2 separate regions of the Homo sapiens genome follow, and region 2 is linked to region 1. A link is an interaction called in ENCODE POLR2A ChIA-PET data of the cell type or tissue named here. Cell type or tissue: PC-9. All regions are shown on one strand. Links, peaks and the distances in the headings refer to the core of each region. The heading gives the core; the rest is flanking DNA. Region 1 overlaps RBFOX2 (RNA binding fox-1 homolog 2). Region 2 overlaps RBFOX2 (RNA binding fox-1 homolog 2).

Region 1 (5,383 bases), core at 185-5,184:
TCCAGCCTGGGCGACAGAGGGAGACCCTTACTCAAAAAAATTTAAAAAGGTATAGAACCCATGTCACCTCTAGTGTAGCCTTCCGTGTCTCTTACCCATGCCTGTCTCCACTCCCGGAGACTCTTGCTGCATGAGATGAGAGTCCTAAGAAGGTAAGAGAGGGGTGGGGTTCGTATGGGTTCTCGTTTCTAATGAGAAGAAGAGAGGATGGGTACAGTGCTAGAAAGGAAGTGATTTCACATATGAAATTGGGCTGCCTAGTTTTGAATTCCTAGTCTGCTGCTTACTGTGTGACCTTGGACAACTAACTGAACATCTCTGCACTTAGCATCTTCCTCTGTCAGTTGGAGATAATGGTAGTACCTGTTTCACAGAGTTATTGTGAGGGTTAAAGAAAATAATATATGTAAAGTACAATATAATGGCTAAGAACATGCACTCCAGGCCAGGCGCTGTGGCTCACGCCTGTAATCCCAGCACTTTGGGAGGCCTAGAGTTAGAAGTCAGGATCCTCGTGACCCTTTGCCAGGGGAACCGTGACTGGTGGGGGCCCCCCAGGGTGCTTCTGGTATCTTGTTTCTTGATCTAATTTGGTGGTTACATGGGTGTACGTTTCATTGTGAATATTCAGCTCTATGCTTATAATTTATGTATTTTTATCTATGTATGTTAAACTTCAATTTAAAAATTGCATTAGATCAGAAGTCTTGAGAATTTAGGAAATGATAGGTCACTTTTTTCTACATGGCAGATCGACTTAGAATTAAAGATTTCATACTTAAAAACAAGGGGGACGGGTGTTCACTACAAGCTGCAAAATTAACCAGTCTTGCTTCTGATCTTAAATTGTGTCTTCAGAGAAGCAAAGAACTATGAAGAGCTACAGATAAGCACCTTGGGCAACATACTTTGAAGTAATCATTAGTTTTCATTTATCCTGCCACTTCACATACACTGTGACAGATTACATGGGCTACATATAAAGTTATATGTAAAAGTGTAATTTGGAGTTTGTGGAATCAGTCTTTTTAACTTTCCTCAGAGTGATACATTGTCATCTTGCAGACCAGATCTGGTGGTTTTAAAGTTTGATTGAAGATAAAGTTTCATGTGATCCAACTGTGAGATGTTAAGAGGCAAGTTTGAAGGTGCTTGAATGAGCATTAGTTGTAATTGATGCTTGTTGCTTTGACTGCGTGTTGGTTTGCTTGATGCTGTTTTAGTAACTTAGTGAGTTTCATCTTTAAATGGGATTTGTGTTACTTAGTCTGCATTGTGCCAAGACTGATAATTGAAAACCGTACACTTTCACAGAACATTGCTTCATAGCTCTTCCCTTTTCTGCTATTTTTATATCACATGAATCATTGCACATTTAAGCCATCTGCAAGGCCTGAATGGAATGAGATAAAAAGCTGCCATCACTTAAATTGACACTTGAAAAGCTGTTATTCATTTGGAGTTTATTCCTGATTATCCTTTATATTTTAAAGTTTCAAACTTCATTTCAAGATGGTTGCCAACATCTCTGAGCCAGAAGTATCTCTGATTCACAGCTTCTTTTAGCCTGAAAGTCAAAGGGAGGGGATGCATCCTGTCACCTAGAAGAATCTGTTGGGGACTCACTTCTATCTCATTTGAGAGAATAAGAACAGCAAGTTCCACTCCTGTTTTAAAAGTATGTTGGTTTAATCAGCTCAGCAAGCCATCGGGTTTGGCATGCACTTCATAGGGAATAGTAAAAACACAAGGCTCTTCGATTGCCAGATGAATACTTCAAAATTGCATGCCTAGAATGTGTCACACCTGTTAGATACTTATCAAAAATTTTCTCAACATAACTTTTTTGAGGATTTAGTGAAAAAAATAATTAGATAAATGCATGCTGGGATGTTGCAAAAGAGATTCATGATTAAAAATGCATATTCAGCCGGGTGTGATGGTGCGTACCTGTAGTGCCAGCCATTCGGGAGGCTGAGGTGGGAGGATCACTTGAACCCAGGAGGTTGAGGCTGCAGTGAGTTTTGATCTCGCTATTATACTTCAGCCTGGGGGACAGAGTGAGACACTGTCTCAATTGAAAAAAATAATAATAAAATAAAAATAAATAAATGCATGTCCACCCTTTGCAAGAGGCCTGGAGTGGGATCGCGCCCTCTGTGGAGTGGGTCGCCACCTCTGTCACGGTCCTCAAACCCTGCCACCGCCCTGGCCTAGGAGCCTGCCCCACCGCAGCGGCCGGCAACGCAGCAATCTGCCGGCGGTGGTCGCGGCCCCCGGGCCCTCTCACGGCAACCAGCTGCGGGCCTCCCGGGGCAAAAGCCCATGGGCCACCACCATGGCCCTCAAGATGGTGAAGGGCATCATCGACTGCATGTTCGACAAGAACCTGCAGGACTTGGTCCGCGGCTTCTAAAACCACAAGGAGGATGAGATTGAAGAAGAATGGGGATAGTGACCACCAAGCATCTGTCTTCATTGAAGGATGCCCATGCAGCCCTTGGGCAGTGGAAGCCTTAGAAAGTCTTCTACCTGAATGACTGCCTGACTGCCTGCCTGCCTCCCTGCGTGGACAGCAAAGGCTGGCCTGAAGGAGAGCAGCTGTCTGATACCGCACCACTCCCAATACCAGAGGCTATGTCGGGCATGAGGTGCCAGGAGGGCAGGGAGGTTAAGGAATTTGCCTGCAGGCACCCAGTCACCCTCAGCCCATGTGCCTCTCCGTGGGAACCTGAGTTCTTGCCTTATTGTTACACTTTTCCAGAAGTGGTGTGACTTCGCCTGCCTCTGGCCTAATGAGATCATTTTTGTTCATCTCCATCCCCTTTCCCTTGGTTTTCAGCATATCAGAAGCTCTCCCTAACTGCTTTGGTGACAATGTGTAACTAACTTATGTACTCTTCAGATTCTTTTGAGTTGAAGGCATAGCTGATTGGCCTGGATTTTATTTTACTGAGCGTGATTCACCAGATTGGAAATGTGGTTTGCTTCCTGGGAGGACTTTTTCTGCACAGGCAGGATCTCCCAGTGCCCGTCCCTGCCCGCTTCAGCGCATGTCACTGAGCAGCCTGTTCTGGCATCCTGAGGACGGGCCACGGGGTCTGTCCAGCAGAGGACCATGCATTGTAGTCTAGGGTGTGGTTTTCAGGGGGGTGTGCCTGTCTTCACTGGGAAGCCCCTGAGCCTGGATTTCTTCCTTTGGAATTGGTGTGAGTTGATAGTGCCTTCCTTACAGGCATGGGCCCATTCAAGCGGGTATTGGTGGTGGAAACATTTTTAGAGTAGTGTGGGGCCGTCCTTGAAAGTTCCAGGCTTCCTTGTGGGCCCTGCTATTGGCCAATCAGTGATTCCATGCAGGACACGTGGTGTCTGGGGGCCCTGGCTTTCTCATCAGAAGACCATCTTTATGGCCCGGAAGGTCATTATTCAGGTGTTCACTTCTGATTCCGGATGTTCTCTGCAGCTGCTGGAGTTTCCTGATTGGAGAACAGCAAATGACTGTTCAATGACCATTCTAGTGGTCACCCCCTCCACGCTGTGCCCCCCCAAACTCGCTTTTGAAAAGCAGCTACCCTGTAGACCTCATGTTGTAGGTTTTTCCCACCCACCACACCCAAAATGCAGACTCTTGGCGTGTGCTTTTTCTGCAGCAGTATAGTTTCAAAAAAAAGTTTTTATTTTGTAATATATTTTCACTTAAAACTTGAGTGTGGCATCATGGAAACAAGGCTTAGCAATGATTTTAAAAGCCACGTGGAAAGGCAGCGTGATTGAGTGGAAATCAGATGAAGTTTGGGAGATCTGAGTCCAGGTGCTCCGACTGGCTTAATGGGGTGGCCCACGGAGAGCTCCCTGTTCTGTCTCCTCCTGTGTAACATGGGAACATGGGATGAGTTGCCTCCCTCCTTGTGGAATGGTGCTGAGGATGCTGCAGCAAAAACGTGGTTTTCTGGAAGCACCAGAGTGCTCAAAGAGGTTGTTTAGTTCACTGTTTTCCGGTCCTCAGGCTGTGACCTCTTAGTGGGTTGTAAATTCAATTTACCGGGTTATGGTAGTTAAGAAAAAGGAAAACAAACTAGAAAATAACAGAGTGCAGGCACATACAGTAGCTGTCCTGTCTTGAAACTTTGATTTCTGCATGTGATTCTTGTGTGCATGTGTGAGCGTATTGGGTTACCATGCACAACCCATTAAAATGAGTGCAAAAAGTAAAAAATTAAAAAATAAATAAATAAATAAATGCATACCCACACTCATTTATACTCTTTAACTGTGGGTATGTGCAAATCTTGCATTTTTATGCTAATTAGCAGATGAGTCAGGGTCTCTAAAGCCTTTTCCAACAGTTAGATTCTCTCAATGCAGTTTGCTCTGGGCTGCAGAAGGTTGGGTTCCCCTGTACTAAAGTTAGCTGGAATTGCATAAGTTAGGGAGGAGAGTACAGATTTGTTTCAGAGTAAGAAGCTTCTTGGCCAGGCACGGTGGCTCACGCCTGTAATCCCAACACTTTGGAAGGCCAAGGCGGGCGGATCACAAGGTCAGGAGATCAAGACCATCCTAGCTAACAGGGTGAAACCCCGTCTCTACCAAAAATACAAAAAATTAGACGGGCGTGGTGGCAGGCACCTATCGTCCCAGCTACTCGGGAGGCTGAGGCAGGAGAATGGCGTGAACCCGGGAAGTGGAGCTTGCAGTGACCCGAGATTGCACCACTGCACTCGAGCCTGGGCGACAGAGCGAGACTCTGTCTCCAAAAAAAAGAAGCTTCTTCAGTTGTTGCTAGGTCTTTCCTCTTCATAAATAATATCATTATAATACTTTGGCAACATAGTAGTAGTAACTCTAGAGCTAATAGAGGGAATGAAATATAAAAATATTTCCTTATTTCATTTCCTTGAGAGAGCCTGAGATCATAGACCAAAAAATGAAGTGACCTCCATAACTAAGTACAACAGACTCTATTTTCAAAATAGAAATATCTTAAAAATAGAAAGTTCTAAGAGTCTAAGAATGAAGGAACTATTTTTGTATCTTCAGATCCTAATGTATCTCCATGTGATCTTGGGCAAGTCACTTAGTACTTCCGTGTTCGTTAGCTCCCATTTTGTTAGCATACTATAAATACTCAAAACACCAACATTTTGTTTGTAGACGGTAGCATTTAGAACATTAATAGCATCTTTGTGTTTTGTTGTTGCTGCTGTTGTTGTTGCTTTTGTCTTTGAAGGGACTACTGTGATTTTTGCTTAAACATACCCTGTTTGGGGATGATTGCTGTGGGGGGATAACTTTAATTATTTTAAAGTAATTGTGTATATTTTTCATTCTTTATTTCTTTGCTTAGCAGACAGAAGGTGGAGCACAGACAGACGGCCAGCAGTCA
Region 2 (5,383 bases), core at 109-5,108, 130 kb before region 1:
AAAGCAGCAAAAGAAGATGGTACAGCATTCAATTTTCTCCTTCCTCCATAAAGAAATTCCCGTCCTTTATAGCCAGCTCTGCCCACCCCTTCCTCATTCCCCTTTTCTTAGACAGGCAGATATTTTCTTTTCTCTTTCCCTTTGGCTTGTGATTATCAGGTAAATATCCCTGGTTTGAGGGAGGAGCAGAATTTTGATTAGGTTAAAAAATTATCTTTACCCATAGCCTTTCTATGACATAGATACTACAATATTGGGTTTATCCCCACCTGGAATTTCTATGATATCTATATCTATAAACCTATATAGATTTATAGATATCATAGAAATTCCAGGTAGGAGTAAACCATATATATATCGGTATATCTCTATCCATCTATATATATATATACACACACACACATACATATACACACATATTATAATGATATAATTATATATGTATACACACACACACACACACACACACACACAATAGAAATAACAGGATATATATATCCTGTTAGGCGCTCCCTTAAAGAGCTTTATTTTTTTGCTTGTAAATTATCCTAGCCATCTGATTTAATAGATACACCTTACCCAAGAGAACACTTTCTGTTTCTCTTCCTGCAGATCTTACTTTTTTTACTTTTTAAAAATAGAGACAGAGTCTCACTATGTTGCCCAGGCTGATCTTGAACTCGTGGGCTCAAGCAATCTTCCTTTCCTCCTCTGCCTCTCAAAGTGCTGGGATTATAGGCACCAGCCACTGCAACTGGCCACGGTTTACTTTTAAATTCACAGAGAAAATAGCTTTTTAAAGGTGAGTTCTTATTAATATTTTGGTTACTTCCAATTAAAAAAAAATTACAGTAGAAGCCCTAAAATGTCAGATTTGCCAATAAATCATTTTCTGTCATTTGTTGTGGGCTAAGAAAAATGACAATAGACAAAACCATTAACAATTGAAATTTATTAAGAAAGGCACTGGCCTAGGTGTTTTATGTACATTATTTCTAATTTTCATCTTAATTCTGCATTTGTTGATTACAAAACAGGTTAAGAGGGGTTAAAGTACTTGCTCAAGGTCACTGCTAATGAATGGTGATTTGGCAATTTGATTGTAGGTCTGTTTCACTTTCAAACCTCAGTTCTTTCTTCAATGCCATGCTGCCTCTGGGATATGATCTTGAGAGTTTTATTTGATCATTCATGCTCATGCCTCAGCTCAGATCACCCCGGAAAACCCATATATCTTCTTTTAAAAAGGGAAATACATTTTATATGATAAGTTTAACAACTGAAAAAAAATTAAAAGAAGTATTTCCTGGTGTTTGCCAACTTTTACAATCAGGTGACTTTTACTGGTGTTTATTTTGAATTATTTTTGTTAAAGTTTGGATCCATCCCTTGTTTTAAGTGAAAATGCTAAATAGCTACTCATCCTCAGGTACTGGAGAGCTTAGGGGATTTCACTGTGAATTGGGTGGACAGGAAGAGGTAGGCCTTAAAGGTTAAGTAATATATAGGTAGATGGAAAAGGTGGAAGAATTTTCTTGCGGTGAGGAAATGTTATTGCTTGCTCCATCACTTGGTACATCCTGTGTTCACACCATCTGTTTGAGCTCCTGAGAATGTTGATGGGAATCTAATGAAAGATGGGTTGGTATTAATGAATGCTCATGTTCTTCTCCCTTCCTCTCTTGAGGAGTTGCTTGTGATTTAGCTCTGCCACACTTTATGTTGGGCTTTCCCAGTGGTGTGCTCTGAGAGATTCATATAAGAGAAGTATACGTAGTATGCTGTTTCTGCCATCCAGATCACCTCAACAAATAGTTCCATAATGTTTATTATGTGCCTGTTATATGCCAGTCAGTTGGCATGACCAACTGATGATGCTGAGATAAGATGTGTCATTGCCCACTAGGCCTTTACGTTGAGTACAATTTGCAGTCTCATTCAGGATACAAGACCTACAAACATGGAATTAACAAAAAAGAAGTATGTATTTAAGATTAAAAAAAAATGAGTGAACCAAGACCAGCAAATGTTGTTGAGGTTTAGAGATGAAAGGGGTTAGGATTTGCTGGAGCAGTAAAAACAGGGTTCATTAAAAATTTTATCCAGAGTATGGAGTGGGGAAGGGCTGGGGTGAGATGGGATATGGGTCATGCCACTGCTAGTGAAAGGAAATTGAAAATGGCTCATTGGATTAGAATAAGGTACTTATACCTTCTAAAATTGTTGATGGAGTCATAGGCAGAGATTGGGAAGGGGAGATTCCACCAATTAGCATTTTAAGTGAGGAGTGTAACGATACCAGCAGCTAATGTAAACAACACCAATAATAACAACTTAATCCCTGAGATCACAATTTTTAGGAAAAATTTCTTACATTTATTTATATTTTGGCTCCCTTGATTAGCTTTCCTCTGATTAGAGAATGTGGTATCCTGTATATTAAAATACCTTTACTCTTGTTGGATTTTTAAAAGATGCAAAACTTTAAGATAAATCAGAGGTCGATTAAGACACCAGTAGGCCTTGTTGCCATTTCCATTTCCCATATGCATTGATTACTGTGTAGCAGTATTCCTGATGATTGTTGAATATTTATGAGGTTCTCTCCCAAAAAAGCCCACCAAGTGAAGAACTATCTTTCATTTTTTAAGTTCCTGAAAATTACCTAAAACTCTTCTGTAGGAGATGGCTTTTACAAAGAAGATTCTTTCCTTCTCCCTTCCCCCAACCCATAGTAGCTTAACTTAAGTACCTGGGGGAGATAAAGATAAATGTGGGAAACTTCAGGATGAAAGGGACATTATTAGAGACCAGAGAAGTCCCGGGAGGTCATATCAGGCTTAAAGTGGAAACTATGTTACAACCTAAGCAAGGAGCAACTGATAGGTCTATAAATAGGGTTTTATCTCCTCCTAGAAAATTTTTGTCATGGTTATAGCTTTCCATGTGGGGGACTATTATATTTACTAAAAATAAACCGTTTCAGAAATAATTAAAATAAGTCCCACTGAACTCATTTATGTTATTAAAAGTAAAGTCATAGCCTGAAAATAAGTTTATAGAGTTTGGCATGTACTAATTTTAAGGAACATTTTGATGCTGCAGCCATTGCTTATATATGGGATAGAATGGTAAAGCCCAAATGGATTTGTATGGATTAAAATAGATTACCTTCTCAGAAAATAATGTTATTTCAGTTTTTTTCCGCTAGTTCAGAAGACCCTCAACCTCCTTTGCATGCATTCAGACACATAAGTTGGCATTACAAATGAATCATCTAGGGAAGTGGGAGTACTTCTAATTCTCCAGGAATCTCACACAGTAAAGCTGCTTGGATATGGCTATTCAGAACAGAAAGGTATAGAAATGGACAATGGTATCCCTTCCATTGGTATTCCTTCTGGGCAACAAAAACCCTTAAGCTGTCTGAGTCTGTTTCTCACACTTCTGTTATCCTGATTGTAGCCCTTTAAATTGTGGAGCAAATTCTTGGCATCTGTCTGCCTGTCAGCTACCTATCTCTGACACCCCTGGATAGCTTGTTTTCTTCCTATGAGTATATGTGAAATTTGTAAAAAAGCATCTATTAATTTAAGTATCCTGTTAGAAGCCTGCGAAAATTCAAATTGGGCAAACAATAAAATTGCTTAAACCGTGTTTCTCAAAGTTAATTTGACCATAGAGTACTTTTCAAAATATAATGAATTGAATAACACAGCATCAGTATGACTCACGTACAATGTGTGTGTGGATTAAAGTCACCAGAAGTAGTGTTAAAAAGATGAATTAATGGCTTCAGGAAGTGACTTCATTGGCTTTTTTTCAAACTTTAAACATTTTGGAGAAGTTAAATCATTTTAAGTATAAAAGTTAAAGAGATTCAGTTATATTTTGTTTAAAGAGCAAAAAATCATGACTTTGTTGAAATTAAGTAAATATTTATGATTGTCAATCATCAAAATAGATTACATTTGTATTGTCTATGCCTTTGGGTACAGGTTAAAAATTATCTTCTTTTTCTGCCTAAAAAAGAAAGTAAGGCCCGGCACAGTGGCTCACGCCTATAATCCCAGCACTTTGGGAGGCCGAGGTGGGTGGATCACCTAAGGTCAGGAGTTGGAGACCAACCTGGCCAACATGGCGAAACCTGTCTCTACTAAAAATACAAAAACATTAACCGGGCATGGTGGCTTGTGCCTGTAATCCCAGCTACCCAGGAGGCTGAGGCAGGAGAATCGCTTGAATCCGGGAAGCGGAGGTTGCAGTGAGCCGAGATTGTGCCACTTCGCTCCAACAGGGGGACTCACATGTTACCCTTATTTCTCGAAGACATTGCTCGGAGACATTGCACTTTTCATGATAGATTGTTGCATACTAAGTAGAAACTATATTTGTATTTAGTATTTTTCTTTTGAATGAAGAAAAATATTGCTAGCGTTACTTTTAAAATTGTTGTATTACCTTTTGACAACTTGTAAAATGCTAAAACAGGGTTACATATTTCAGGTGTATCTGACTTCCTAATTACTTTAAGCCTTTTACTGCTGTTGTTCTTTTTCTCCCCTTACAACCTCTCAACTCCCTTCTTTCCACCCATACTTTAAAGAAGGAAACTGAAATTCCTGATGTAATGTATATTTTTTCATATATATATGTTTAAGAGACTGGGTTTTGCTATGTGGCTTAGGCTGGTCTCAAATTCCTGGCCCCAAGCGATCCTCTCACCTTGGCCTCTTGAGCAGCTGCAACAAGAAGCATGAGCCACTGCACCAAACCTGATAACAATGATTTTCTGAAAGATAGCGAGATGTGCTGGGCGCAGTGGCTCACTCCTGTAATTCCAGCACTTCGGGAGGCCGAGGTGGGCAGATCACGAGGTCAGGAGATCGAGACCATCCTGACTAACACAGTGAAACCCTGTCTATACTAAAAATACAAAAAATTAGCCAGGCGTGGTGGCGGGCGCCTGTAGTCCCAGCTACTTGGGAGGCTGAGGCAGGAGAATGGTGTGAACCTGGGAGGTGGAGGTTGCAGTGAGCTGAGATCATGCCACTGCACTCCAGCCTGGGTGACAGAGCGAGACTCCATCTCAAAAAAAAAAAAAAAATAGATGAGAAATTGGATGAAAGAGGCTTGGCAAGTTCACTGAATTCCTTGAGCCCCAAACCTAAGTTTCTGCCTATTTAATAGGTTTCATCTAGTATTTTTTATTTTGTGACTCATATTTACCAATTGGCTATTGTGGTGGTAATTGTAATGATAACAATAGTATATATTGCTCTGTTTACATAATAGCCTAACATACAGATGTTGAACCATCCACAACTTAGAATGGTTCTGCTTAACAGTTTTCTGACTTTACAATGGTACAAAAGCAATACAC

Evidence for each region. Peaks named below come from ENCODE experiments on the same cell type or tissue, not always from the same donor. Only the 100,000 strongest peaks of a DNase experiment are listed, where the experiment ranks them.
Region 2: POLR2A ChIA-PET joins it to region 1 with 6 read pairs; 6 of 35 experiments call an interaction of 5 or more read pairs at or near these places.

What each region holds. Positions count from the first base shown.
Region 1 is chr22:35,781,708-35,787,090 of GRCh38, reverse strand. RBFOX2 (RNA binding fox-1 homolog 2) reads left to right here. Exons shown (of 14, transcript NM_001349999.2): 4 at 5,345-5,383. Among named protein-coding and RNA genes, the nearest start is that of APOL5, 67 kb to the right of the region's middle. In PC-9, for the core only: no CTCF peak of the experiment used is centred there; a DNase peak (open chromatin) is centred at 2,790; H3K27ac peaks cover 3,908 bases.
Region 2 is chr22:35,908,569-35,913,951 of GRCh38, reverse strand. All of the region lies in intron 2 of RBFOX2 (RNA binding fox-1 homolog 2), which reads left to right. Among named protein-coding and RNA genes, the nearest start is that of RBFOX2, 120 kb to the left of the region's middle. In PC-9, for the core only: no CTCF peak of the experiment used is centred there; no DNase peak of the experiment used is centred there; H3K27ac peaks cover 1,635 bases.